4 separate regions of the Homo sapiens genome follow, and regions 1, 3 and 4 are each linked to region 2. A link is a contact called in ENCODE Hi-C or POLR2A ChIA-PET data. All regions are on one chromosome and are shown on one strand. Each heading gives the region's core, a stretch centred on a gene start or an enhancer-like site at or near the end of the contact. The rest is flanking DNA. Distances are from core to core; before and after follow the strand shown. Region 1 overlaps PITPNC1 (phosphatidylinositol transfer protein cytoplasmic 1). Region 2 overlaps PITPNC1 (phosphatidylinositol transfer protein cytoplasmic 1). Region 3 overlaps PITPNC1 (phosphatidylinositol transfer protein cytoplasmic 1). Region 4 overlaps PITPNC1 (phosphatidylinositol transfer protein cytoplasmic 1).

Evidence for each region. Hi-C counts contacts between places; a loop is a spot of excess contacts on that map. ChIA-PET counts read pairs that join two places held with the same protein, here RNA polymerase II (POLR2A). Pooled maps may share reads with other maps.
Region 1: a pooled map shows a loop between it and region 2 (4-fold over the local background). The contact joins two enhancer-like sites. A Hi-C loop is called at or near these places in 2 of 50 pooled maps. POLR2A ChIA-PET finds 5 or more read pairs at or near these places in 6 of 52 experiments (HCT116, PC-3, RWPE1 and 2 more).
Region 3: a pooled map shows a loop between it and region 2 (1.9-fold over the local background). The contact joins two enhancer-like sites. A Hi-C loop is called at or near these places in 2 of 37 single-sample maps with no recorded cell type and 4 of 50 pooled maps. POLR2A ChIA-PET finds 5 or more read pairs at or near these places in 2 of 52 experiments (activated CD4-positive, alpha-beta T cell and activated T-cell).
Region 4: a loop to region 2 is called in a pooled map, with 2.5 times the contacts of the local background. The contact joins two enhancer-like sites. A Hi-C loop is called at or near these places in 2 of 50 pooled maps. POLR2A ChIA-PET finds 5 or more read pairs at or near these places in 5 of 52 experiments (PC-3, RWPE1, SK-N-SH and 2 more).

Annotation. Positions count from the first base shown.
Region 1 is chr17:67,429,798-67,432,979 of GRCh38, forward strand. The region is part of intron 1 of PITPNC1 (phosphatidylinositol transfer protein cytoplasmic 1); the gene reads left to right. Among named protein-coding and RNA genes, the nearest start is that of MIR548AA2, 40 kb to the right of the region's middle. Within about 2 kb of position 1,599, at least 8 of the 41 ENCODE cell types and tissues checked have a DNase peak (open chromatin) inside an H3K27ac peak, as active enhancers do.
Region 2 is chr17:67,649,550-67,652,496 of GRCh38, forward strand. All of the region lies in intron 6 of PITPNC1 (phosphatidylinositol transfer protein cytoplasmic 1), which reads left to right. Among named protein-coding and RNA genes, the nearest start is that of NOL11, 67 kb to the right of the region's middle. RefSeq lists enhancers at 1,051-1,210, 1,891-1,970. Within about 2 kb of position 1,407, at least 3 of the 41 ENCODE cell types and tissues checked have a DNase peak (open chromatin) inside an H3K27ac peak, as active enhancers do.
Region 3 is chr17:67,400,546-67,403,641 of GRCh38, forward strand. The region is part of intron 1 of PITPNC1 (phosphatidylinositol transfer protein cytoplasmic 1); the gene reads left to right. Among named protein-coding and RNA genes, the nearest start is that of PITPNC1, 25 kb to the left of the region's middle. RefSeq lists a silencer at 1,608-1,902. Within about 2 kb of position 1,511, at least 5 of the 41 ENCODE cell types and tissues checked have a DNase peak (open chromatin) inside an H3K27ac peak, as active enhancers do.
Region 4 is chr17:67,451,338-67,454,175 of GRCh38, forward strand. The region is part of intron 1 of PITPNC1 (phosphatidylinositol transfer protein cytoplasmic 1); the gene reads left to right. Among named protein-coding and RNA genes, the nearest start is that of MIR548AA2, 19 kb to the right of the region's middle. Within about 2 kb of position 1,579, at least 5 of the 41 ENCODE cell types and tissues checked have a DNase peak (open chromatin) inside an H3K27ac peak, as active enhancers do.

The sequences.
Region 1 (3,182 bases), core at 349-2,848, 220 kb before region 2:
AATTTTCATGTCAAAATATCCTTTCTTTTCTGAAAGAATATTTTAGCATTAAATATTAGAAGGAATACAATTTCAGTAGTTATGTGATGAATAAATTTAGCTTTCTGAAAACAGACCGCACTTGCTTTGTTTTTTCCATTTGGCAATGAACCTGTGCACTAGCATTTAGGAATCATTTAGGAATTATCAGTGTAGTGGAAACAGCCTTGCTTTGAAACAACACAATTTTACTTCCAGTTCTGAATCATTTAATTTTTCTGAACTTCTTTTTACCCATCTGCAAAAGAGGAATCTCAGAGGTATAGCAATAAGGTTTATAAAGGGTTTAAGACAGTTCTGAATGCGCAGGAGTTTATAGATGGTAACGTCTTTTCTCTGGATCATTAATTCTCCTTACTACTCTGTGATTTTAAAAACTTAGAATGTTGGCTAGTGTGGTGGCTCATGCCAGTAATCCCAGCACTTTGGGAGGCTGAGGTGGGAGGGTCACTTGAGGTCAGGAGTTCAAGACCAGCCTGGCCAACGTGGTGAATCCCTGTCTCTACTAAGACACAAAAAAATTAGTCTATAATCCCAGCTACTTGGGAGGCTGAGGCAGGAGGATCGCTTGAACTCGGGAGGTGGAGGTTGCAGTGAGCTGAGATCATGCCACTGCACTCGAGCCTCTGTGACAGAACAAGACTCTGTCTCAAAAACAAAAACAAAAACAAACTTAGAATGTTGGCCAGTGTGGTGGCTCATGCCTATAATCCCAGTGCTCTAGGAGGCAGAATGCTCTAGAGGGTGGAAGCGGGAGGATTGCTTGAGGTCAGGAGTTTGAAACCAGCCTAGGCAAGGTAGTGAGACCTCTGTCTCTAAACAACAACAACAAAACAGCTGGGCGTGGTGGTGCACACCTGTCGTCCCAGCTACTTGGGAGGCTGAGGTGGGAGGATCAGTTGAGGCCGGGAGTTCAAGATCAGCCTGGGCAACATAGTGAGACCCTGTCTCTACCAAAAAAAAAAAAATTAGACATATGCAGTGGCATGTGTCTGTAGTCCCAGCTGCTCAGGAGGCTGAGGTGGGAGGATCCCTTGGGCCCAGGAAGGTTGCAGTGAGAAATGATCACACCACTGCACTCCAGCCTGTGTGACAAAGCAAGACCCCATCTCTTAAAAACAAAACCAAACCACACAACAACTTGGAATGTTGAAAGAAGTTCATTATGTGTTTCCATTTTATGATGAACTATTTCTTTAATTTTTACTCTTTTTAGTTACTGTTTCTTTTTTTTTTTTTTGCGATGGAATATTGCTCTGTCGCCCAGGCCGGAGTGCAGTGGCGTGATCTTGGCTCACTGCAAGCTCCACCTCCCGGGTTCAAGCGATTCTCATGCTTCAGCCTCCCGAGTAGCTGGGACTATAGGCGCCCACCACCACACCCAGCTAATTTTTGTATTTTTAGTAGAGACGGGATTTCACCATGTTGACCAGGCTGGTCTCAAACTCCTGACCTTAAGTGATCCATCCGCCTCAGCATCCCAAAGTGCTGGGATTACAGAGTGAGCCACCGCACCTGGCCTCATGTCTTGTCTTACCTACGGCTTTCCCCCTCTTTCTGCGTTTTCTCCACCCTTTACCGCTGAGTCAGCCTCTGTATACCATTATTCATGATGGGAACTCAGCTTGTCTGACAGTTGGTTTTAAGGCACAATTAGAAAATATTCCTTGATAGTACAATGAGTTTGCAGTTTTTAAGTTGTGGTTTTGGCCAGAGATATTAATAAGGGTTTGGACGTTGAGTGGAATACTAAGAATAAGAAAGGGGATGTGCTTAAAATACATCTCATGTGCCTTCTGTTTAATTACACGGTAATTTGTAAAAGAGACTGGTTTCTGTGGCCTTGAATACTAATATAGACTTTCCCTCACCACAGCTTATCTTCGAGTCATAAACACAGAGGCATGCATAGTTCACACATCTCCATGTATTTTCTGTTTCCAAGGAAGATATGATCACTCTGAAGAACCAAAAGATGAGTCACTCTGAAAACTTTTCTTCCTTTGTCTTAATGTCATGACTGTCTTAACAATTGACTGTGTTTATTTCAGCAACATTTATCTTTAGTCTCTTCTCTTTGGCTCAGTCAGATGTTTTCAGTTTCACCCAGCACGGACCACAGCCATATTACCTCCTATATCCCAGTGGATAACTTCTGCAGGAAAACTTCAGCTACTTGACACTCTTGGGAAACGAGCTGGGTGTTCCTGATAAGAAAGGTTTACCAGAATCTTGTAAAGATGGTTTCTCTAATAATAGCTAACATATTTATAAGCGTGCTATGTTTTAGAACATGGGTGTCCAAACTTTTGGCTTCCTTGGGCCACATTGGAAGAATTGTCTTGGACCACATATAAAATACACTAACACTGGCCGGGTGCGGTGGCTCACGCCTGTAATCCCAGCACTTTGGGAGGCCAAGGCAGGTGGATCACGAGGTCAGGAGATGGAGACCATCCTGGCTAACACGGTGAAACCCCGTCTCTACTAAAAATACAAAAATTAGCCGGGCGTGGTGGTGGGCACCTGTAGTCCCAGCTACTCGGGAGGCTGAGGCAGGAGAATGGCGTGAACCTGGGAGGTGGAGCTTGCAGTGAGCCGAGCTTGCAGTGAGCCGAGATTGCACCACTGCACTCCAGCATGAGCGAGAGAGTGAGACTCCGTCTCAAAATAAATAAATACATAAATAAATAATAAAATAAAATAAAACTAATGATAACTGATGAGCTAAAATAAATAAATAAAGGTCCGTGTATAATTTTTGTGATATCTGCCACCACAGATAAGCCAAAAAGTCCTCTTATTCAAAGGGTTGGACATGGCTGTTTCAGTAACTTCATTACAGGCTTTGTGAACATTATCTCATGTAATCCTAAAACAAAACAAAACAGAACAAAATGACTTTCCCTGTCTCGATTTCCTGAGTGATCTTTGTAAACATCAGCTATTACAGTGTGCTCTTTTGTGTAGATTTCAGGTGTATGTGACTCTTGTAAGCATTCAGCTTACCACTGTTTATTGAGTGATTATTATGTGCCAGATACAGCTCTGGACACAGGTGTGACTAAAACAAACTCCCTGCCCTCAAGGTGCTTATATTCTGGAGGTGGGAGGAGGACCCTGACAACAGCATGGAAATATAC
Region 2 (2,947 bases), core at 157-2,656:
AGCATCAGATCCCAGTCCCACAAAGCTGCCCCACTTCTCACTGACAGGCTATAGGCCGGGCACAGTGGCTCATTCCTACAATCCCAGCACTTTGGGAGGCCAAGGCAGGTGGATCACTTGAGGCCAGGAGTTCGAGACTAGCCTGGCCAACAGAGTGAGACTCCATCTCTATTTTTTTTACTAAAAAAAATTTTTTTTTTAATCTGGGGTCTCCACGACTCCTTCCTCAGGCTCAATAATTTGCTAGAAAGGCTCACAGAACTCAGGAAAACATTTACTTAGATTTACCAGTTTATTATCAAGGATATGACTCAGCAGCAGGTAAATGGGAGAGAGGCATCAGGTGAGGTATTGGGGGGTGGGGACTTGGGGCTTCCGTGCCCCCTCTGGGTGTGCCATCCTCCCAGCAGGTCAGTGTGTTTAAGCGTTTATGGAGCTCAATCCCAGCACCCCCTCCCTCCCTAGAGGTCAGTGGATGGGGCTGAAAGTTCTAACCCCCTAATCACCTGGTGTTTCTGGTGACCAGAGCCATCTTGAGGCCATCTAGGGCCCCTCACCTGTGTATGTGATCTGAAGGAGCTTGTTATGCATCCCAAAAGTCACCCCCATCACTCAGGAAATTCCAGGAGTTTTTGGAGCATTGTCTTAGGAAGCAGTGACAAAAACCAAATCTATTTTGTATTACATCACAAGGATGAAATGAGAAAGCGAATCTGAAGTGCCTGACACAGACTCTGGTACGGAGCAAGCACTTGAAAACGTTAGCTCCTAGGGTGATTTTTCCCAGCTTCCTTCCTTGACTTTCCTCTGGCCACCTCTCTTGCAAGTTCTCATTTGCTTTCATCTTCTCCCCAGTTCCTAAAAGGCATCCTGGGGGCTAGAAACCATAGGCTTTTTTTTTTTTTTTTTTTTTTTTTGAGATGGAACCTTGCTCTGTCTCCCAGGCTGGAGTGCAGTGGTGCGATCTCAGCTCACTGCAACCTCTGCCTCTCGGGTTTAAGCGATTCTCCTGCCTCAGCCTCCTGAGTAGCTGGGACTACAGGCATGCGCCACCATGCCTGGCTAAATTTTTTGGATTTTTAGTAGAGACGGGGTTTCACCATGTTGGTCAGGCTGATCTCCAACTCCTGACCTCAAAAGATCCGCCCTCCTTGGCCTCCCAAAGTGTTGGGATTACAGGTGTGAGCCACGGCGCCTGGCCAAAACCATGGACTATTACATTGTTTTGTGTGATGTGCTCAAATTTCTCATTTGCCTCGTCCCTCTTCTTAAAGCAATGAGTTTCAAGTGTTTGTGGCACTGAACTATAACTGAGAAGGGTACAAAACAGAAACATTCCCCTTGCCACAGCTGCCTTTCAGTGCCTTTCTACACATCAGATGCACCTTATGAGTCAAACTCCTTTAAGAGAGTCATTTTGCAGAGAAAAAACACAAACCGCTCAGGGTTTGCGGTGCATTCTAGTGCCAAGAGCAAATGCTTTAAAAATAGCACTTTAGGTATTAACTGCTAACAAAGCAAGAATTGACTGCTTCTGGCATGATTTGCATTTAGGGTTTTGGTTTGTTTTTTTTTAAGTTGATGCATAGCAGTTGACCTTTTAAGTCAAGTTTTAGGTCAGTTCTCCAGCACATTCTGAAAGCTCCTTAGTTTTGTCTCTTTTTTAAAAAACAGCTTTATTGGCTGGGCACAATAGCTCACCACTGTAATCCCAGCACTTTTGGAGGCCAAGGCGGGTGGATCACCTGAGGTCAGGAGCTTGAGACCAGCCTGGCCAACATGGCGAAACCCCATCTCTACTAAAAATACAAAAATCAGCCGGGTGTGCTGGCACGTGCTTGTAATCCCAGCTACTTGGGAGGCTGAGACAGGAGAATTGCTGGAACTTGGGACGTGGTGGTTGCAGTGAGCCGAGATTGCACCATTGCTCTCTAGCCCAGGTGACAGAATGAGACTCCGTCTAAAAAAAAAACCCAAAAAAACAGCTTTATTGAGATATAGATCACATACCATACAATTCAGCCATTTTGAATGTATAGTTCAGTGGATTTTACTATAATCACATGTTTACCTCACCACAATCAAATGTAAAACATTTTCATCACCCCACAAAGAAACCTCATATGTTTTAGCTATCATCTCCCTACCCTCTCCCCTCACCCATCTCCCAAGCCTCAGCAACCACACTGATCTACTTTCTGTCTCCATAGATTTCCCTTTTCTGGGCATTTCATATGAATAGGGTCACTTAATAAGTGGTCTTTGGGGACTAGCTGCTTTGAAAGCTCCTTGGTTTTATGTGTATCCCTCTTAAGATTCAAGTTCAAGGAATCCTACATTAATTCAGGGCTAAACTTTACTTTCATTGGAGGGGAATGAGAATGAGATCTGCAACACCTTGGAGTCTTCAGGAGAAGTTCCAGGATGGAGAGAAAAAAATCTGACATGTGATATGTGTTGTTCATCCATCCCTATTTTAGGGCTGAGGGTTATAGTTACATAATGTAGCAATTCCTGGCTGGAGTTCCTGCTTAGCCTTTTTTCATTTAGCATTTATCAAAAACTTCTCATTTCAATTAACAGGGCAAGCCCCTGTTGGCTATTGCCCTTTGTGGTTCAAATTGAGAGTGTAATTAATCATGGAGACTTCATATCTCAGTGAACGTCAGCTAATAAGATTGCCTCCAAGATGCAAGCTCAGCCCCAGCTGGACCAAGCTCTCCTGTGGGCTTCTCCTTGCACCTTCCAGGTGGGAGACTGATTCTATCCAAAACGAGGACGCAGTTTTACACGGGCTGCTCAAACAAGCCCTTTGCTCTGCCTTGTCCCAGTGCGAGATGGATGAGGCCTGCAGGTGTGGCTGATCCTATAGAGTGGACGCCTTCTAAAGATGTGCCGAAGTCCATCTGGCCCCAGGGAAACAGCCCTGGCACCAGCTCAACCCCCT
Region 3 (3,096 bases), core at 261-2,760, 250 kb before region 2:
ATATATAGACTTTTTTCCTCTTTCAAGTAGTGCCGTGCTGATTTCCTGTAGTAACACAAGGAAAGATTTCAGCTCATTTTATTTAGCAGTGGATGTCCTTTCCTTATTTTTTGTAACCAGAGCCCTCTTTCTAAAAATAACCCTTCTTTTCCTAATGTGATTCTTCTTATAGCTGATGTACTCTATTTAAATGAAAGGCCTCTTTTTAACATGCCCATTTTAATCGATATATATTTATTACATATAACTATATATAATAAAATACATATATAAATATATAATAAAAGTAGATTTCCCTGTAGGGTCTAATCCTTCGTGAATGTGGTAGCAGAAATTGTTCGTTACGCTTTCACCTGCCAATTATGATTGTTTTCTTTCTTTCTGTTTTTTTTTGGAGATGGTGTCTCACTCTGTCATGTCACCCAGGCTGGGGTGCGGTGGTGCCAACTCGGCTCACTGCATCACTGCAACCTCCACCTCCCGGGTTCAGGCAATTCTCCTGCCTCAGCCTCCCGAGTAGCTGGGATTACAAGCATGCACCACCACACCCAGCTAATTTTTGTATTTTTAGTAGAGACGGGGTTTCACCATATTGGCCAGGCTGGTCTCAAACTCCTGACCTCAAGTGATCCGCCCGCCCTGGTCTCCCAAAATGCTGGGATTACAGGCGTGAGCCACCGCGCCTGGCCAGTTTTCTTTCTTTTGAGATAAAATCACGGAAAGAACCTGAGTATTAAACCAGTTAAACTTCCTACCCACTTAAGAGTCCTTTCTATGATAATCTTGGATGGCAATCATCTTGCCTTTGGGCTTAATACCAGCCATCGCTTGGGTGTGGGCTCTTTTTGGTAATACAACCTCTATGATTTTCCACTTTGATTTGTTGGAAGATGCTTTCTCATGTTTAGTTGGTATCTGACTCCTTAGAGCTTTCAGGATCGTTTCTACCACTATAGTGACAAACACAAGCCCTTTCCACATGCTGACTCTTTAAACATTTAAAGAAATCTATAATGTTGGCTGGGTGCGGTGGCTCATGCCTGTAATCCCAGCATTTTGGGAGGCCGAGGCAGGTGGATCATGAGGTCAGGAGTTCAAGACCAGCCTGGCCAAGATGGTGAAACCCCATCTCCACTAAAAATACAAAAATTAGCCGGGCCTGGTGGTGGGCGCCTGTAATCCCAGATACTCAGGAGGCTGAGGCAGAGAATTGTTTGAACCCAGGAGGCGGAGGTTGCAGTTAGCCGGGATTGCGCCACTGCACTCAAGCCTAGAAGACAGAGTGAGACTCTACCTCAAAGAAAAAAAAAAAAGAAAAGAAAAGAAATCTAGATTGTTCTCCTTTGATCTTCTCTTCCACTGGCTTGCTACTCTCAATTCCTTCAGATTGAATTTATGAAATGCTTTTGTCTCCCTCACCATTCCTGTGGTTCCTCTTTCTTATTGCCCTTTAGAAAATATTGAACGCAATGCGTTACAGCAGAGGTCAACTAACTTTTTCTGCAAACCGCCAGATAGCAATATTTTAGACTTGCAAGCCGTAAGGTCTCTGTTGCAACTACTCAACTCTGACCTCGTAACATGAAAGCAGGCATAGGGCAACATGTAAATGAATAGGCGTGGCTGTGTTCCAGTAACATTTTATTTGTGGACACTGAAATTTGAATTTCATAAAATTTTCACATGCCACGAAATATTATGTGCCTTTTGCTTTTTCTTTTCCAACCATTTAAAAATGCAAAACCCATTTGTAGTTGGAGAGGCGTACAAAAACAGGCTATGGGCTGCATTTGGCCCATGGGCCGTTATTTACTGATCTTAGATATTGGAGGACCAGTGCTGAAACCACTGGAACTTCAGCTTTAACACTAGCACTGTCATTTTCAGAAGCCGCATCAAACTGCTGGCTGCTTCTGACAAGGTGGTCAGTTACACTTGGTCTTCTCCACCCCCCATCCCCCGCCCCTCCGCCATTTCCTGACAAAGCTGTCTCTCTAACCTGTGGGTATGTGTTCTGCCGAAAACAAGCAGCCATACCACAGCAGCCGTAACCATAGGACTTTGAAACAAATGCAATGAATGGCATCCACTAGTTTCAAGTTTGACCACATGTTTTTATTGTTTGTTTGTTTGTTTTTTGAGTTGGAGTCTCGCTTTGTCGCCCAGGCTGGAGTGCAGTGGCGCAATCGCTGTTCACTGCAATCTTCCCCTCCCTGGATCAAGTGATTCTCCTGCCTCAGCCTCCCAAGTAGCTGGGATTACAGGTGCCCACCACCATGCCCGGCTAATTTTTGTGTTTTTAGTAGAGACAGAGTTTCACCATGTTGGCCAGACTAGTCCGGAACGCCTGACCTCAAGTGATCTGCCCACCTTGGCCTCCCAAAGTGCTGGGATTACAGGCGTGAGCCACCGCGCCTAGCCTGACCACGTTTTTGATTCTTGCTTCTGTTATATCTGTATTAACCGTTCTTCTTAGCTTCGTGGCAGATGTGATAAGCATGCCTTTGTGTCTTTCTCTAAGTCACTGACTTTTCAGTAACATCTAAATCATAAAACATAGGTCTGGCCAGGTGAAGTGCTTGTGCCTGTAATCCCAAGGGGCCAAGGCGGGAGGATTGCTTTAGTCCAGGAGTTGGAGACTAGCCTGGGCAACACAGTGGACCTCATCTCTACAAAAAAAAAAAAAAAAAAAAAAAGTCATGACTGCTTTCCTTTGTTGCAGAAACCAGTAGGTATTTGGGTGTAGAAATGAAACCCTCAATTATATTCATAAGGCTAAAAATGAACTATTCCCTACTTCCTCATTTGTTTTGATTTTTAAAATAAGGTTCTCGTTAGATATTTTGAGAAACAGTTTAAGATTATAATTTTGTATGCAGAGGAGAAAATTTAGAAAATGGTGAAGCCAACTTTTTTAGTGTATAAACATTTAATCATAATTATATATGTGTCCGTGTGGACATTTATTTACCAAGGCTTTGCTTTAAGGGGAAGGGAGAACACAGAGGGCCAACATTTATGGAACATTCTAGTGGGCCAGGCCCAATGTGTTAATCATCTCATTTCAATTTTGCAGTTATCCTCCAAGGTGGATCC
Region 4 (2,838 bases), core at 329-2,828, 200 kb before region 2:
TCTTTTTTGCACATGATAAACTCACCTATCTTAAGTGTAAAATGAATAAGTTTCAGTAAAACAACAAAAGCTCTTAAGTTTTAGTAAATCCATACATCTGTGCAGCCATCACCGCAGTCCAGTTTTAGAACTTTCCATTCCCCCCTAAACATCCTCCTTGCCTGTTTGTGGTCAGTTCTTGCTCTTACCCTGATCCCCGGCAACTAGTGATGTGATTTACGTCTCTATAGTTTTGTCTTTTCTAGTAATTTCGTATAAAAATTATACAACATGTAGTCCTTTGAGACTGACCTTTTTTTTTTTTGTTTTGTTTTTTTTTGAGACAGAGTCTCGCTCTGTCGCCCAGGCTGGAGTGCAGTGGCGCGATCTCGGCTCACTGCAATCTCCGCCTCCCGGGTTCATGCCATTCTCCTGCCTCAGCCTCCAGGGTAGCGGGCACTACAGGTGCCCACATCACGCCTGGCTAATTTTTGTATTTTTAGTAGAGATGGAGTTTCACCATGCTAGCCAGGATGGTCTCAATCTCCTGACCTCGTGATCCGCACACCTCGGCCTCCCAAAGTGCTGGGATTACAGGCCTGAGCCACCACGCCTGGCCGAGACTGGCTTCTTTTACTCAACATAAAGTTTTTGAGTTCATTCGTGTTGTTGAATGCATCAGTGGTTGGGTTTTTTTTTTGTTGTTGTTTTTTGAGATAGGGTCTCACTGTGATCACCCAGGCTAGAGTGCAATCACAGTTCACTGCAGCCTCCACCTCCTGGGCTCAAGTGATCCTCCCAACGTCATCCTCCTGAGTAGCTGGGACTACAGGCACATGCCACCACACCTGGCTAATTTTTGTATTTTTGTTTTGTATAGACGGGGGTCTCACTATGTTTCCCAGGCTAGTCTCGAACTCCTGAGCTCAAGCAGTCTGCCTGCCTCAGCCTCCCAAAGTGCTGGGACTACAGGCGGGAGCCATCATGCCTGGCCAATAGCTGGTTCTTGTTTTACTGCTAATAGCATTCCATTATAGGGATGTACCACATTTTGTTTATTCATCACCAGTTGATAGAGATTTGTTTCTAATTCGGGGCTACTGTGAATATTGCTGCTGTGATCATTTGTATACAATTCTTGGATGGACATGTGCTTTCGTTCCTCTTGGGAAGATACTTTAAGGAGTGGAATTGCTGGGGTTTTTTTTTTTTTTTGAGATGGAGTCTCACTCTGTCGCCAGGCTGGAGTCACTGCAACCTCCTCCTCCTGGGTTCAAGTGATTCACCTGCCTCAGCCTCCCAAGTAGCTGGGACTACAGGCGTGCGCCACCACGCCCAGCTAATTTTTGTATTTTTAGTAGAGACAGGGTTTCACCATGTTGGCCAGGATGGTCACGAACTCCTCATGATCCACCCACCTCGGCCTCCCAAAGTGTTGTGATTACAGGCGTGAGCCACTGGGCCTGGCCACTGGGTCTTATATTAAACTTATGTTTAACTTATAAAGAAATTGCCAGGCTGTTTTCCAAAGTAGTTCTTGCATTTTTTTACTCTCACTAGCAACATATGAGCGTTTTGGGTTTGCCACATCCTTGTCAGTACTTGGTATTATCCGTCTTTTGTTTGTAGCGATTCTAATGAGTGTGTGGTGGTATCTCACTGTGGTTTTACTTTGCATTTCCTGTACTCTTTTAAAACTGCTTTCCATTATAGAACATGTTGTGTTGTGCTGTTATATATATAAAGCTTCTGCTCACCTGTGAGCTACTCTGTCTAGCTGATTGATCCAGTATTGTGTCCGGGGGCAGGGTACATGGAAAATGCTTAGGGTTTGTTGAGTGAATGAGCAAACTGATACTTTGTAGGAGTGGCCAATTTTCAAATATTTTAGGTAACAGAAAACAGTGGTGAATCAACTCAAAAGATGAGGTACCAGTCAAATCTCTTCCCTTTTGTCAGTTTCTAAGTAGTATTAAACTTGAGTGAACTAAGTTTTACTTTTTTTTCCTTTGCTTTGCTTACCCCTTGGTGAGAGGTAATGGAGAAAATATAGACAGAGCAGGAGGAGGAAAGAAACTCAATCTCGAAATGACTAAGAGCTTGTGGAGCAGCTTGGGAGAGAACCAGCTGGGTTATTGGCTACTCTGTAGTTCCAGGTGTGGGGAATTATTCTCATCAATACCGTGACCGCCTGCCACTCCCCTCTGCCCTCTTTCTTTGTGTTAATTAGAGCAGGGGTCTGCAAACATTTTCTGTAAAGAGAGTAAACAAATATGTCAGGCTTTGTGGGCCAAGAGAAAACATCAGCGACGTTGTGGAGGTGCTTACATAACGACAGACAAAACAAATTTCCATGAATTTTTATCGATGAAACTCCAAACATAGTAATGGGGTACGATTTTCTGTAACACAAGTCTGCTAATGAGAAGAATTGAATTATTTGAGGGAGGAAAACATTTTGCTTAATTGGAAGTTCAGAGTTAATGTTTCCTATCATCATGGTAGAAATGTGGCCTCATTCTTCTACAAAGCTTCTCTGATATGCAGTGGTCTTCCCTCCTGAGAATTCACCAGAATGTACTGGCTTGATTTGCCCTTGATTTGTTGGGGAACTTTTCACATGGGGGAAGCACATTAAGAGTACAGGCTCGGGCTGGGCGTGGTGGCTCACGTCGGTAATCGCCAGCATTTTGGGAGGCCAAGGCGGGCAGATCGCCTGAGGTCAGGAGTTGGAGACCACCCTGGCCAACATGGTGAAACCCCGTCTCTACTAAAAATACAAAAATTACCTGGGCCTGGTGGCGGGCACCTGTAATCCCAGCTACTTGGGAGGCTGAGGCAGGAGAATCGCTTGAACAC